Regions from separate parts of the Homo sapiens genome. Here region 1 is linked to region 2. The links are chromatin loops, found by intact Hi-C in ENCODE. Cell type or tissue: gastrocnemius medialis. All regions are shown on one strand. Links, peaks and the distances in the headings refer to the core of each region. The heading gives the core; the rest is flanking DNA.

Region 1 (9,174 bases), core at 1,633-6,632, 290 kb before region 2:
TTTCTGAATTTTTATTTTTATAGGGACCACCGCAGTGAGGTCTCGCAGCGGGGGAGAGACAGTGTACTCAACTCCCTGAAAACTTATTTTTACTAGCTGAGATTCCGGATGAAGTTACCAGTTCATACTGCATATACAAACTCAAATATGTTATCAGCATGTAGATTACTTGATAGCTTTATTCCTTGCCATTCAAAATACTGGAATTGTAGAATTAAAAGGGAATTTGGAGATTATATTATCTACTCTTATAATGTAGTCTGGTGAGGTCAGATAATTTTCCCAAGGTCACAGAGATTTTGGGCCCCAGATTCTTAGCTAGTTTCCCTAGCAAGGCCCCACCGTTGGAAGGTCACTGGGGTGCCAGATAACACAGAGACAGAACATGAGGAAGAATTTGTCTGGCAGTTTGCTGGAACTGACAGCAAACTCACACATGACTCAATTTCCCTGCCCCCTCAGGAGGGTGTGTGAATGGACAGAGTTAGAAAAGAGCCTTCTTCTGTAAGCTCATTCAAAGCGGAGGATTCTTTGCTTGTTGTCTGTAGGGAGTGACAGCAAAATAAACTGTATGAAGGAATCTAAATGGTACTGCTTAGTTTTTTGTGTTATAGAAATACATGTAATTTAGAAATATATATAAATTTGAAAGTGAAAAAGAAATATGTGGCTCTGTCTGTGGAATAACAGACACTTAAATTCAATCTTTATAGCTGAGAAGTTAGCACAGAGCCTGCATCTGCAGGAAAGTCATTGGTGCCCTGCTAAGAGCAAAGACGTTCCTTTTTTGGACCTTGGCACACTGCCCAGATATCTGAGCAAAGAATAGTAACCTATGTTCACACTATAACATTGTGAAAGTCAGCAGGACTCTCCCACCCTCCTGCTTTTCAACTGCAATGTTGCAGAAGAGCAGAAAGAACCATACATGGACTTTTCTTTCTCTGTTTCATCTTCAGACATTCAAACACTAAGCCTCATACTACCATTAATAAGATGGAATTACCTACCTGGGAAAGTAATTTCCCCAAAGACACAGAAGAAAACTGCTGAGGTGGAATTAACTGTTCATTAGGTGGCCACAACCCCTTCACTAAGGACTGTGATACTGTGAACATGTTTTTAAGTAGCTACTAAAATTGACTGCATTATTCTAACCATATAGGTGACCTTATGGGAAGTTAAACTTAATAGATAGTGATCTTCACTCTCTTCAGCCCCCCTTTTCTTATCCTAGTTTGCTGTTCATTGAAGTAGTATCTGTTCATACTTTATACCCTAACCTTCCTTCATTCAACAAATACTTTTTGTGGAAATGCAAATCCATATCAAAGACAGACTGTTCTCAAGAGCGCTTCATGGCCTAATACAGAGCAACAGAAATGTAAATAGAAAACCACAGGCTATTAAAGTCTTTAGAGGAAAATTCTGTGATGATATTTATAAATACTCACTACGTACTGTTCTTAGTGCTTTGTGTGTTAACTCTTTTAATCCTTAAAACTACTCTGTTTGTTAGGTAATTGCTATTATTATCTCCATTTTACTATGGGGAAATAATACAGAAAGGTTAAGTAACTTGTCCTAGAGCATGCAGTTAATGAGTTGTGGAGCCAGGACTTGAACACAGAAAGTCTGGCTCCAGAGTCCATCTCTTTAATTACTACTCTCTACTGCTTCTCTAGCCCCCTGTTTTAGAAAATTGGTGTATCCTTTTTGTTTCCTTCACGTGATTCACCAATGGATTCCCTGGCCTAAAATAGTACCAAGTACATGATAGGAACTTAATGATGTTTTGTTTAATGAATGAATTAAATGAGAAAACAGTTCATCAGTGGATTTATAAGGTAATATCATTAGTACTAATGACAATTTTGTTAGCTATAGTTGGAACTATTGTGGTCACTAAGTTTCCAGTTTTCTCAATACATAATATATATGAATAAAATACCTTTTGTTTTCATAGTATATATGAAAAAGTTTTTGTTTGAGACAGGATCTCACTCTGTCACCAAGGCTGAAGTGCACTCACACAGTAATGGCTCACTGTAGCCTTAACTTCCAAGGCTCAAGTGATTCTCCTACCTCAGCCTCCTGAGTGGCTGGAACTACAGCATCTGCCACCACACCCAGCTAAATTGTTTTTTTAAGAGACAGGGTTTCACTATGTAGCCCAGGCTGGTCTCGAACTCCTGGGCTCAAGTGATCCACCCGCCTTGTCCCCCCGCGCAATGCGCTGGGATTGTAGGTGTGAGCCACTGCACTCAGCCTGAAATAGCTTAAATAAATAAAATATCTTAAAAAATTTTTTAAAGCACGTTACATATGTTTTCAAACAGTTCTTATACATTTCCATCTTTTTGATAGTTTTACAGGACCCAGCTATTCCTTCAAGCAAATACCAGAGTTCCAACTACAGGACAGGTGTTGTTCTAGGCAATTGAGATACAGCAGTAAATAAAATAGACAAAGTTCCTGTCCTTAAGGATCTCGTATTCTAAAGGGAAAGGGAGTAATAATTTCTTCCTGTATTCCCTTTTCCTCACCTACTCTACTTCAAGGAAAGAAGGGAAAATGACAGAATGAAAAACGTGTAGGCCATTAAAGATTTTTCTATAAATAGTAATAAATTAGAAAAAAAAAATTGTGTAGTATGTAGTTGGCTATGATCAAATTCATTTCTCTACACCAGTTGACACTTTTTGTTTTTTTTGTTTGTTGTTTTTTGTTTTTTTTTTGAGAAGGAGTTTCGCTCTTGTTGCCCAGGCTGGAATACAATGGCACGATCTCCACTCACTCAACCTCTGCCTCCCGGGTTCAAGTGATTCACCTGCCTCAGCCTTCCAAATAGCTGGGAGATGCCTGCCACCACACCCAGCTAATTCTGTATTTTTAGTAGAGACGGGGTTTCTCCATATTGGTCAGGCTGGTCTCAAACTCCCAACCTCAGGTGATCCGCCTGCCTCAGCCTCCCAAAGTGCTGAGATTACAGGCATGAGCCACCATCCCTGGCCTGACACTTCTTTTTTGAAATTTTTTTTTTTCTTTGACTTCTATGAGTGAGTACCAAATTGCTGAGTGCTGCTAACTTTCAGAGCTTAGTGTCAGAAGCTTGAAAGAAGCCTTCGAGGCTATCCATCCTTGTTTCGTCTCAGAGACGTGACTCTCATCTGGAAGAAGGAACTTTAAGTAAAAAGAAACCAAACACTTCTGGGCTTAGTCACATCAGTGGACCATTTCTCCATGCAGGTAGGGGTAAAGGTGACAGTGGAAGTACATTTACCCAGCATTATCGGGGAAAGGAATGGTTCACCTTAACTGAATTTTTCTGTCTAACTAAACCTACCCATTACGTTTCTAAACATTATTGTTTTGTTCTTTTTAATAGATATATTTCTATCTTTTAAAATTCTGTCAGCTTAGTCTTTTTTTACTCAGAGTCATCACTTTGAATATCAGTTATCTTTGTTTCTATGTCTGTATTTTGTTCAGGAACTGTTGAAATCTCTGTTTGTATGTCTTCCCTCCTTGCTTTTAAAAATAATTTTCCCTTGGAATCAGGTTGTCAGCTGTCTGTCACTACATGTTGCTGTTGTTTCTCCCGAAATAAAAAATCTTGTTTTTCCTCCTCCAGACAAAGTTGAAGCACGATTAATTGTCTTATTTAAATGTTTTGGCTCAATGTAAATGGAAAGTTTTAGCCTCTTTCACTCTTCTTCTTGGTATGAAGATTCTATTGAGCAGATGGGAGTGGGGGCTTTGCATAATAAGGATTTGTGTGGCTCTAGTGGCTGCCAGGGTTTGGATCACCACATACTGAACACATCAACATTGTTGAGCCTATTTTAGTGGTAAAATATCCCAAAAAAGGTGGATAAGATTATGTAAGTAAATCCAGGATAACACTTTTAGCTCCCTACATGGTGAGAGTTAAATAACACCACGTAAATATGCAGCACATTCATTTTCTACTGAGCCAGATGCAAAAGGACTTTAAAATTTTACATTCACTTTTAAAGTATGTGGATTTCTTACTATAGATTAAAATCCTGGATATTTTTAAGGTACAGTAGTACTTAAAGATGTTAATGGGTCTTTTTCATTACAGTCTGAACCAATCAGAGTCCTTGTGACTGGAGCAGCTGGTCAAATTGCATATTCACTGCTGTACAGTATTGGAAATGGATCTGTCTTTGGTAAAGATCAGGTAGGAACAGGTGTCTATAAATCTTAAGTTATTAGAGTAAGAATATGGTTAATAAAAATCTGTATTTAGTTGTACACAAATTGTTAAACAGTGAAGGAATATGTAATCCCAGTAAATGTAATAGGCACATTGCTATAAATGGAAGCTACTAAGGTATTTATATGTACGCCTCCAGGCACTGAAAACACTTTGCAAATGAGAACTCTTCCATATATTGTACTCAGTTGACTTGGTGCAACCAGCAGGTGTCAGTCAATGGGAGATATCACTAATGACAGTAACTTACAGTCATGTGGGAGAGAGTTACTCAGTAAGCACTCCCTTGTTCATAAATGGCCTTTGGAACCAAAAGAGTAAGGAAATCTGCTTCCCCGCTGAAGCAGGCACTCCGACTTCCAGCAAGCCTGATTAATATACACTAAAATCCTTTTCTAAGGTATTCATTTATTCAGTTTCTTGACCCATGGATACTGAATTATTCTTTCATGTCAGATACTGTACTTAGCTTTCCATGAACTGAAATCAAATATACAGCTATTAACAATAAGAGCAAGCTATAGCATGTCACTCAGTTTAATGTTTTTTTCATATACTGTTAAAATTGAGTAGTGGTGATTCCTCTCACTGTGTCTGTTAGCAAACCAATGCTGGTTTTATAGCATCCTTCTTTCTGAAAGTGGCATAGTGCTAGATACCTGACCTCCTAAAATAATCATCATGACTAATTAATGGGAATTACATGCATGTACATACCAAATAAAAACTATGTGAAAAGACTTTCTTGTGTCTAAATGAAATAGCCTACACTAACAGATGCTGTCCTTGCTATTTGGTAGCCTATAATTCTTGTGCTGTTGGATATCACCCCCATGATGGGTGTCCTGGACGGTGTCCTAATGGAACTGCAAGACTGTGCCCTTCCCCTCCTGAAAGGTGGGTTGGGGAGTAGAGAAGGGATTTTATGGTATTTGATTTCTTACAAAATACAGGTTTTAGGTTTTTGTTAAAGGCTCTCAATTAGAAATTATTTCATAAGAGGATTTTTTTATTTTGAACTACCACTGTTTATTAACTACTTATGTATACCAAGGATAAATAAGGGTAAGAAATGAGCAACAATCAATGTCAGGTAAAGGACTATCCTTTTTTCCCCAATGTGTGTGTGTATATAATTTATTATACCAGTTAAGTGTAATATTGCACAAGGGTTATACACCTGAAATTGTCTACACACACACACATTATAGACAACGTAGGAATTGTCTACATTGTGTTGTTATGGAGTCTGCTTAACTGGTAATAGTAGCATCCTGTAATGGAAAACTTTCTCAGTTTTGAAGGATGTCCTTCATAGCTATACATTGCTCTGGAAGTTGGTTGGTTCCTCTTACACGGTCCCCATCCCATCTACCAATCATCAGGTTGAGACATAGTGTAAATTGTCCTTACCATATGCTCTATAGTTTGAAAAAACCCAGAAGAGCTCAGCTAAGGGCCTTTGCAAATCATTGAACTATAACACAGATATAATAAGGAAGCCTTAAATTTGATCGAAAAGTTTATTAAAATATTCTAAATTAATTTAAATATTTTTCTTCAGCTATTTCTTCATCATAGTCTTTCTTTTGGTAAGGATTAATTAATGATACTCTCCTAGAAGTTTGCACAAAGCAAAATAATACATACCTTCCAAGAAAAACTTTCCTTAAAATTCTTCATCTGTTGAATAAACATTTGCTAGAAGGGATACTCTGCCATCTAAGTCTTTTGGTTGCAAAGTTCTGTGGAAGAATACATGACTGCCCACACTATTCTGTTGGTTCCCTTTTCTCACCCACAGCTCTTTCCAAATCAGCTTTGCTGCTTTTTCCCATTTGTATTCCTTTCTCTGCTGAGTTCCCTGTGCTTTTTCTCTAAAGGGCCCAGATTGCTGTTGGTTTGTCCTCTGCCAGATATGAATATGACAGGGAAGGGAAAGTTCAGCAAATAAGGACATGTGACTGGGAAAGAGGAAGATAATTTTTTTTTCTCCAACTGGTGTTCCTGTCTATGCCCATTTTCAGACTTATGGCAGCCTTGACTATGATGCAACTAGCCAATTTTCCAGTGAAAATGCTGAATGTTGGTCATAGCTTTTTTAATACAATCAACAAAGAAGTGCGATGACTTATGTTCTTTAGTCAAAAAGCAAGTGATGTTTGCTTATTGTACTAGCACTGGAGCATAGTGGTTGAACTCTGGACCAACCTAGGCTGGAATTACAGCTCCATTATCTTTTGATGGTGGCGAGTTAATCTCTTTAAACCTCAGTGTCTCCATCTATAAAATCAGAAGATTAAATTTGATAGTAATATAAATCTCTTAGCATTATCCTGGCACAAAACTCCTCAATAAACATTTATTATTTTTAAATTTGTGATTGGTGTCTTAGACCTTAAAGTAATTGTAATTTAAAGGTTAGGTGAATTAGTTGCTCTTTTGTGTTGTGTGGTAATTAGTGTGAATAACAAGTGTCACTTCAAAAGTCATCATTATACCTTGCATCATATATGATTATAAAAGATAAAAGCTATGGAGTTTTGACATTTAAGTAATTATTGAAACAGGAAAAGCAAAATAAATCTATTGACATTTCTAATGTTATGATTGTTAAATTAATATATTATCTTTCTCAGGCTCCTGAAATGTATATCAGTGTGATATGTAAACACTTGCAACAAGTGAAAGAATTAATGGGTAGATTCAATATGAAAAAGAAAACTTCAAACTTTGATGTTTAAGTAGCTCTGCGTATTTATTGCCATGTCCACAGATGTCATCGCAACAGATAAAGAAGACGTTGCCTTCAAAGACCTGGATGTGGCCATTCTTGTGGGCTCCATGCCAAGAAGGGAAGGCATGGAGAGAAAAGATTTACTGAAAGCAAATGTGAAAATCTTCAAATCCCAGGGTGCAGCCTTAGATAAATACGCCAAGAAGTCAGTTAAGGTGACCAATGCTGTATTTTATGGGATTTTTCATTATTAGCATTTGAAACTTATGCTTTTAGCATTTAAGCAAAACCAAAATTATTTGCCCTTTTTTCTAGTTCTGTACAATCATCAGTAAATACGGCTCTAGAGTTTTGCTTGATAAGCTCTCCCTTTCTGGGTTTTTTCTTACAGTATAGAAATCTATATTCAGAGTGCTCAAAAATATTTTTCCTATTAGTATAACGTGAAAATTTAGTATTAGTTCTTAAACATATAGAGAAGGCACAGGATCTTCTGGTGCATTTTTGCTGCGTGGGAATATTTATTTAGACATTTAAATTTGTGTGTGATTGTGAAAGGAGATAGCTAGCTGTAAGGTAAGTTTATTCTCAGGAATAGAAGATAGTGGTTTCTGAATGCTCAGATTTTCTTAATGCAGAGGAATTTTAATATGCTTGTCTCTTGAAGAATTGAGTCAGTATGACTTATAGTTCTCTCTTTGTGTTCAAACTATTTACTTTAGATTCTAATATGTCTTAATATTACAGTAAGCCTTTTTTATTTTTTATTAATTTTTTTAATTTTTTTGAGACGGAGTCTTGCTCTGTCACCCAGGCTGGAGTGCAGTGGTGCAATCTTGGCTCACTGCAACCTCTGCCTCCCGGGTTCAAGCGATTCTCCTGTCTCAGCCTCGTGAGTAGATGGGACTACCGTTGCACGCCACCACACCCAGCTAATTTTTGTATTTTTAGTAGAGACGGGATTTCACCATGTTGGCCAGGCTGGTCTCGAACTCCTGACCTCAGGTGATCCACCTGTCTTGGCCTCCCAAAGTGCTGGGATTACAGGTGTGAGCCACCACGCCCAGCCAAACCTTCTTTTATTAGTGAACTATCAATTAACTAGAACTTAATTGTCACCCAGCAAATAGGCTTGCCGGTTAAAGGTTTAACTGATTTCCATATACTTTCCTATCTTTCAAAAAAAGGTGAAAGAAAATTTTTTAAGATTTTTTAAGTTGCCCATTATAATGTTCTATCAATAACATTTCATAGATATCTGCATTTTTTGCTTTCTGTGCACTTCATTTTAAATAGTTAACTTATTTTCTGTCATCACAGAAAATAGTATAAATGAGTTTAATAGAAATCCACAGGTGCCAGTAAAAGATTAGAAGATTGTTCAGACTGCTAAATTGCAGGCTATTTGGAGGTAAAGTACTCCTTGCACAGTAATTCCACTTCTTCAAAGCGTCCTTGTTCGTGAGAAATATTTGCCAGCACTGCACTACTTAGAGACAATGAAGTATCTTGTCTACAGCTTGTCAAAAGAGGTACCAAAAAAAAAAAAAAAAAAGATATATGGGAGTCAGTCTCTGTAATATGGTTGTAACTTTTCTATAAATCTGATATTATTTCAAAATTTTTTATTACCATTTTATAAAAGATTTTTATAACTTAAAATGCATTTTCCTATGCTATATTGTATTTGGTGTTTCCCAAGCCTCCCCTGTACAAAGGCTACCTGTTAGACATTTTCAGTCAAATTTTAACATAGATTAGTTAGTAACTATATAGTCTGTAACTCTTCAGTGCCTTCCATTCCTCCTAGGTTATTGTTGTGGGTAATCCAGCCAATACCAACTGCCTGACTGCTTCCAAGTCAGCTCCATCCATCCCCAAGGAGAACTTCAGTTGCTTGACTCGTTTGGATCACAACCGAGCTAAAGCTCAAGTAAGAAAAATATATTTTAAATCTTGTGGTTGTTCAACTTTAAAACATTTTTCTCTCACTTTTAAAATAACTGAATCTGAGTTTGTGCTTTTTTCTTGTTTTTGTTTAGTAGGAACCTATTACTTTTATTAAATTAAAAGTAAATTATTATTCATTTGTTAGGGAGTCTTTAAATGTATTCTCTTAAAGGACCAGAGGCTGGACTTCCTACTTGATTTCGTCTTTAACTATATTTCAATTGCTAACTATAATGAAATGCAG
Region 2 (5,710 bases), core at 1-5,000:
GTTAAAAGACTGCAGGAGCAAAATGCCATTGACATGGAAATCATTGTGAATGCAAAGGTAAGCCAAGGTTGTGGCCCATTGAGCTTCCTGGTTCCTAAGGTCATAGTAGGCTACACACAGACCCCATCGCCCACTCCCTCTGTCCCATCTATTCCATTGGTCACTCCCTTTTGCCTTTTCAGACTCTAGTTCCTAGCCCTGTCTTCCAGAATCTGCTGTCACCCCTCTAGTGTGCCAAGTTATGGTGCCCTATATTTGACCCTGGGTTGTGGTAGTGGCAAAAACACTGGGCTTCAAAAGTAGAGAACCTACTTCAGTCTTAGTTGTTGCTCTGACACTCATAGGTCATTTGGCCATCGGTACTTTGCATGAGTTTTCTGAACCTATGGTTTATCATGAAATGATATTACTGAACAGAAGAGTTTTAAGACTGAAAAAAGATTACATGTTTAAGAGTTTGGCATATGATAGGTGCTTGATAAATGTCAGTTCTCAAAATTATTTTTCTGGCCAGGCTCAGTGGCTTATACCTGTAATCCCAGCATTTTGGGAGGCCGAGGCCGGCAGATCACTTGAGGCCAGGACCAACCTGGCCAACATAGTGAAACCCCATCTCTACTAAAAATACAAAAAACTAGCTGGGTAGGTGGCACATGCCTATAATTCCAGCTACTCGGGAAGCTGAGGCATAAGAATTGCTTGAACCCAGGAGGGCAGAGGCTACAGTGAGCCGAGATTGCGCCACTGCACTCCAGCCTGGGTGACAGATCAAGACTCCTTCTCAAAAAAAAAAAAAAATTTTTTTTTTTCCATCAATGGATCTCTGAAATCACTTCCCAAATATTAACTAACCTACATGGAACTAAGTTGTAGGTGCCTAAAACCTCTGTTTTCTATTCCCCACCCCTAATTTCTTACAGACTTTGGATGGAGGCCTGAATGTCATTCAATTAGAAACTGCAGTAGGGGCTGCCATCAAAAGTTTTGAGAATTCTCTAGGTATTAATGTGCCAAGGAGCCGTTTTCTGCCTGTCAAAACCACATCAGATCTCTTGCTGGTGATGTCAAACCTCTATAGTCTTAATGCAGGATCTCTGACAATGAGTGAAAAGCGGGAATTTCCTACAGTGCCCTTGGTTAAATTAGGCAGTTCTTTTACGAAGGTACGTAACTATAAAGATATGTGAGTTCATATTTCTTAAATGTGTAATTATAAAGATATGATATACATGTGAATTGGAGACTAATTACAGTCTCTACCACTGACCTGTTGTATTCCTCTGTCTTTGATACCTTTTAAAGGGAATTGACCATAGAAGATAAATATTTTACTTCACATTTGAAACATGATTGCCATATGGAGAGTAGAAAATAATCTTTAAATTTTGGGGCATTTTATCTTCTGTCTCTTCCAAGACCAGTACTGCTTTCATCAGTGGGAAAAGGTTAATTCTGGCTTAACAAATACTTATTGAATGCCTATCATGTACTGGGCAGTGTTCTAGGTTCTAGGGATTTAGCAGTAAACAAAACAGACTAAATCTTTGTCTTCACGGAATTGACATTCTAGTGGGGAAAGGATGATAAGTAAGTAAATGTATGATATACCAAGTGGTGGAAAATGCTATGGAGAAACAAAGCAAGGGTGGAGAATAGGGAATGCCTGGGGAGGTGGCGGGGTGGTGTTGATGGTGTAATTTTACATTGAGTGGCCACAGGCAGCCTCATTGAGTTGATTGAGTCTGACAAATCGGTATCTAGTGCAAAAAGTGTTCTAGACAGGTGGAATAGCAAGTACAGTACATCCTCAGTGTCATCAGTATGTTCTTGGAAACTGCCACAGTAAGCAGAACAATGTGTAACACATTTTGCCATAGGCTAATTGATATAAACAAGAGTTCAGTTCCTACAGTTTATTTCTGGTCACAAAAATATCACCAAATTTTAAAAACAAAACACTTCTAATATTAAACTCTGAAATAAATGTGAGCTGTACATACATTGATTAATAAAAACAAGATAATTCTTGACTCACTTATTCCAGTTCAGGTTCACTGGTGACCAGAGCTTATCCCGGCAGCTCAGGGCACAAGGCAGGAGCCAACCCTGCACAGGCCGCCATCCCATCTCAGGGCACACTCACACATATCCACACTCATACTGGGACCATGTAGACACACCAGTTCACCTAACATGCACATCTTTGGGATGTGGGAAGAAACCAGAATAGTTGGAGAAAACCCACACAGATGTGGGGAGAACGTGCAAACTCCACACAGACAGTAGCCCTGGCTGGCAATCCTTTTTTTCCCCTCATCAGCGTTATAACAAAGTAACATTGAACAAAACAGCACTATCTGTGGACCTGCTGTAAAACTCCAACCTAGCCTGATAAGTGAAATCCAAAAAATTTAATCAATGAAATGTGACACTGTGAGCCTTTGTGGTTGGCCTATGGGGTCCTGCTCTGCCATCCAAGTCTGTTTTAGTCCACAGCAGGTGTGGTTTGGTGCCACCTGCTGTGGATGTGTAGAATGCAGATGGGGAATTAGAAACTATGAATGCATGTGTCCTCAGAGTCAAATGAAGAAAATATTTCAAGTGGGATTGATCATGTGTCAAATGCTGCTGCTGATTCAAGTAAGATGAGAATTAGATTTATCAGTATGGAGGTTTGGGAGCCTCACAGGCATGGATTTAAAAGAGAATGAAAAACGAGGAATTGGAGATATGAATATCGAAAACTCAAGAGTTTTGCCTTAAAGAGAAACAGAGAAATGGGGCTATAGGTAGAAAGGAATATAGGATTTGAGTTTTTGTTTTTTTTTAATGGGAGGATGTTTATACATTAATGGGAATGCAGTCAGGAGGGAAAAAAGACTGAAGAGGGAGAGTTGCTGAAACAACACTTGATAGGCCATAAGAAGGGATCTGATGAACAAATGGAGAGGCTGGCTTTAAGTAGGAATAGAAGCAGTCCAATTCCAGTACTAGGAAGGCAGAGTAATGGGCAATGGGGGCAAAGTAGTGGTGGTGGTGGATGGAAACAAGTGGAAGTTTTCTAATTGCTCCCATTTTCCCAGCAAAATAGGAAACGGGGTCACATAGGACAATCTCTAGTGCTTGTAAATCTAAGGAAATAAAAAGACAAAGATGGTGATAACATAATAATTTGTGCTGTTGCTCTTCCTAAAATGTGCTCTAATTTTTCAGAATCCGACCTATCCACTAAAGTCCAGCTCCAGTCTAGCCTGCTTCAAAGCATGATCTCTTTTTTTCAGTTAAATTCAGATTGTGTGAACTATTCATCTGGCTCTTGGCATGTTGATTATCTTTAAAAAAAAAAAGAAAAAAAACCCTTAGATCTGCTCAACTATCTTGTAAATTGCTTGGTGTAAAAACAATGTTTGTAGCTCCTGGTCTTTCCTGCACGGCATTTAGCATATAATGAGTGCTTAATAAGTAGGTGCTTCCCACAGAGGACCTGAGCTTTGCCAAAAAAGGTTTCTACAGTTCAGTTAAACTTTCTTGTTAATATTTTTCCTGTCTTTCTTTGAACCCATTTGAGACAAATTTTTATGTTTCTCCTTTTCTGTAAGGTTCAAGATTATCTAAGAAGATTTGAAAGTATACCAGATATGCTTGAATTGGATCACCTCACAGTTTCAGGAGATGTGACATTTGGAAAAAATGTTTCATTAAAGGTATGTTGTTACAATGAAAATTATATTTCTTACAGCTTACAATATAGGTCTCATTTTCTAGTCATAAATTTACATTTACTTTAAGGAATACTTGTTAGTCTTAGTGCCACCTTAATTACTAGTGTAATTATTTTACTGAAATGAGAATCTTTAAAATAGGATCACTATTAGCATTAGCTTACTAAAGATGATTGAGTAAAAGCAGAAAAAAAATGACAATTTGTACTGAATATAACCTATTAAAGGAATGTTATCACTGTAAGAATATTCATTTACATTATTGTAGTACTCAGGTACTCTTCAGTGTCATTCCAGCCTCACGTAAGAAATAGGAGGGAAACGGGGGTATAAAAGTATTAAAGCTCACCAAAGATACAATAGCTTTTTCCAAATCATGTAATTTTTTAAAAAATCTCCTAACTAGATTTCATATACTCCTCCCATTAAAGCTACTTACTTAAATGAAGATCTTGAAAAAACAAATACATATATTGAATTTTATTGCTGAGACTGCCTAAAGACTTAAGACATGAAAAATCTTATCAGTAAACTGTTATAAAAACAACAACAAAAGCCCTATATGTAAATGTAAACCAAGCACCTTTTAATTTCTCTATGAAGGTTAGATAATGCTGGTGGCCTTGCAAGTAGGCCTCCAAAAGGGGCTGGCCATGCTGTGGCACCGGGTCCACTTCCCGCTCTTAGTTCTACCTCTAACAAGGAGACAGAGAATCTAGAACTACTGCCAGGATTGTTACAGAAGGACACATTACAATTTTCCTTAACTGTTATTTGTTTTTCATGTTTAATATTGTTTATAAAAAAAGTTACTTCACTGTAAAAAAAAAAAAGTTGTACATAAACTTGATCACTGTAAGATAATCAAATTGCATTTCAGTTGCAAGTACACTCTTTTGTTTTCCCTGTCACTTAGGGAACGGTTATCATCATTGCAAATCATGGTGACAGAATTGATATCCCACCTGGAGCAGTATTAGAGAACAAGATTGTGTCTGGAAACCTTCGCATCTTGGACCACTGAAATGAAAAATACTGTGGACACTTAAATAATGGGCTAGTTTCTTACAATGAAATGTTCTCTAGGATTCTAAAATAGGCAGGTACTTTACTATGTTACTGTACCCTGCAGTGTTGATTTTTAAAATAGAGTTTTCTGCAGTATGCTTTTAGTCTAAGAAAAGCACAGATGGAGCAATACTTTCCTTCTTTGAAGAGAATCCCAAAAGTTAGTTCATCTTAAAGTGCAATATTGTTTAATCTTAAAACTGGGCAACTTTGGAAGAACTTTTAACAGAAGCCTCAATGATGATCACTTTGAATTGCTTGTGATTTCAAAAATAAAGCAGTGAAGCAATACTTGTGTACACTGGTACTTTATAATGCTAACTATAAACTGGTTTATTGTTGTTAGACAGTTACTATATTAGTTGGAAGATTTGCCCTTTAAGTACACACTGGCTAGTTACCTAGCCAGTGTGTACTTAATGAGTCCAGTTTTTGGCATTTCTAAGAATCTTAATCATACCATTATTTCCACAGGAATTAAACTGAAGGTATTTTCTTTAGTACCTACCTTTCATCTAGTTCTAAAACTGGGATGCCTGCCATGCTTTCCACAAACTCTCCATTTATTGAAACAAAGTGGCATTTATTTTCCCAGCTGACGGGGGTGGGCAAAGGGAAGGCATTTCTTCACATCCTTGTACTCTTCTATAGTGAGGTAGGGGGTATAGCTTCATAAAAAGTTCCCTTTCCCTGAAGCTTCATTTCCTGAAGCTTGTTTATTATCACTGAAAAAATGATCATTAATAATCTTTCCATTCAGGTCTGCTGGTAGTTCAATTTATGCCTTTTCTTTAAATTCATCCATACTTGTTTTGAGTAGGCTGCTTGTTTAAAGTTCACAATATACCACTTAAAAAAAAGTTGCCTTTTAAAGTCTGTTAATTTTTTACAGCTTTATTTTAGACAGATAGTTTAAGAAC

What was found. Peaks named below come from ENCODE experiments on the same cell type or tissue, not always from the same donor. Only the 100,000 strongest peaks of a DNase experiment are listed, where the experiment ranks them.
Region 1: it touches region 2 in a loop (15-fold over the local background); 13 of 110 quality-filtered maps call a loop at or near these places.

What each region holds. Positions count from the first base shown.
Region 1 is chr2:63,590,380-63,599,553 of GRCh38, forward strand. MDH1 (malate dehydrogenase 1) reads left to right here. Exons shown (of 9, transcript NM_005917.4): 2 at 4,109-4,207; 3 at 5,044-5,140; 4 at 7,020-7,195; 5 at 8,791-8,913. It also overlaps a transcript of WDPCP not described here. Among named protein-coding and RNA genes, the nearest start is that of MDH1, 6.0 kb to the left of the region's middle. In gastrocnemius medialis, for the core only: no CTCF peak of the experiment used is centred there; no DNase peak of the experiment used is centred there; H3K27ac peaks cover 4,657 bases.
Region 2 is chr2:63,886,482-63,892,191 of GRCh38, forward strand. UGP2 (UDP-glucose pyrophosphorylase 2) reads left to right here. Exons shown (of 10, transcript NM_006759.4): 7 at 1-57; 8 at 921-1,163; 9 at 3,600-3,704; 10 at 4,639-5,079. The coding sequence ends at 4,746. VPS54 (VPS54 subunit of GARP complex) reads right to left here. Exons shown (of 23, transcript NM_016516.3): 23 at 5,669-5,710. Among named protein-coding and RNA genes, the nearest start is that of UGP2, 47 kb to the left of the region's middle. RefSeq lists a silencer at 2,334-2,628. In gastrocnemius medialis, for the core only: a CTCF peak has its summit at 2,517 (motif pointing left); DNase peaks (open chromatin) are centred at 1,710, 2,100 and 2,500; H3K27ac peaks cover 5,000 bases.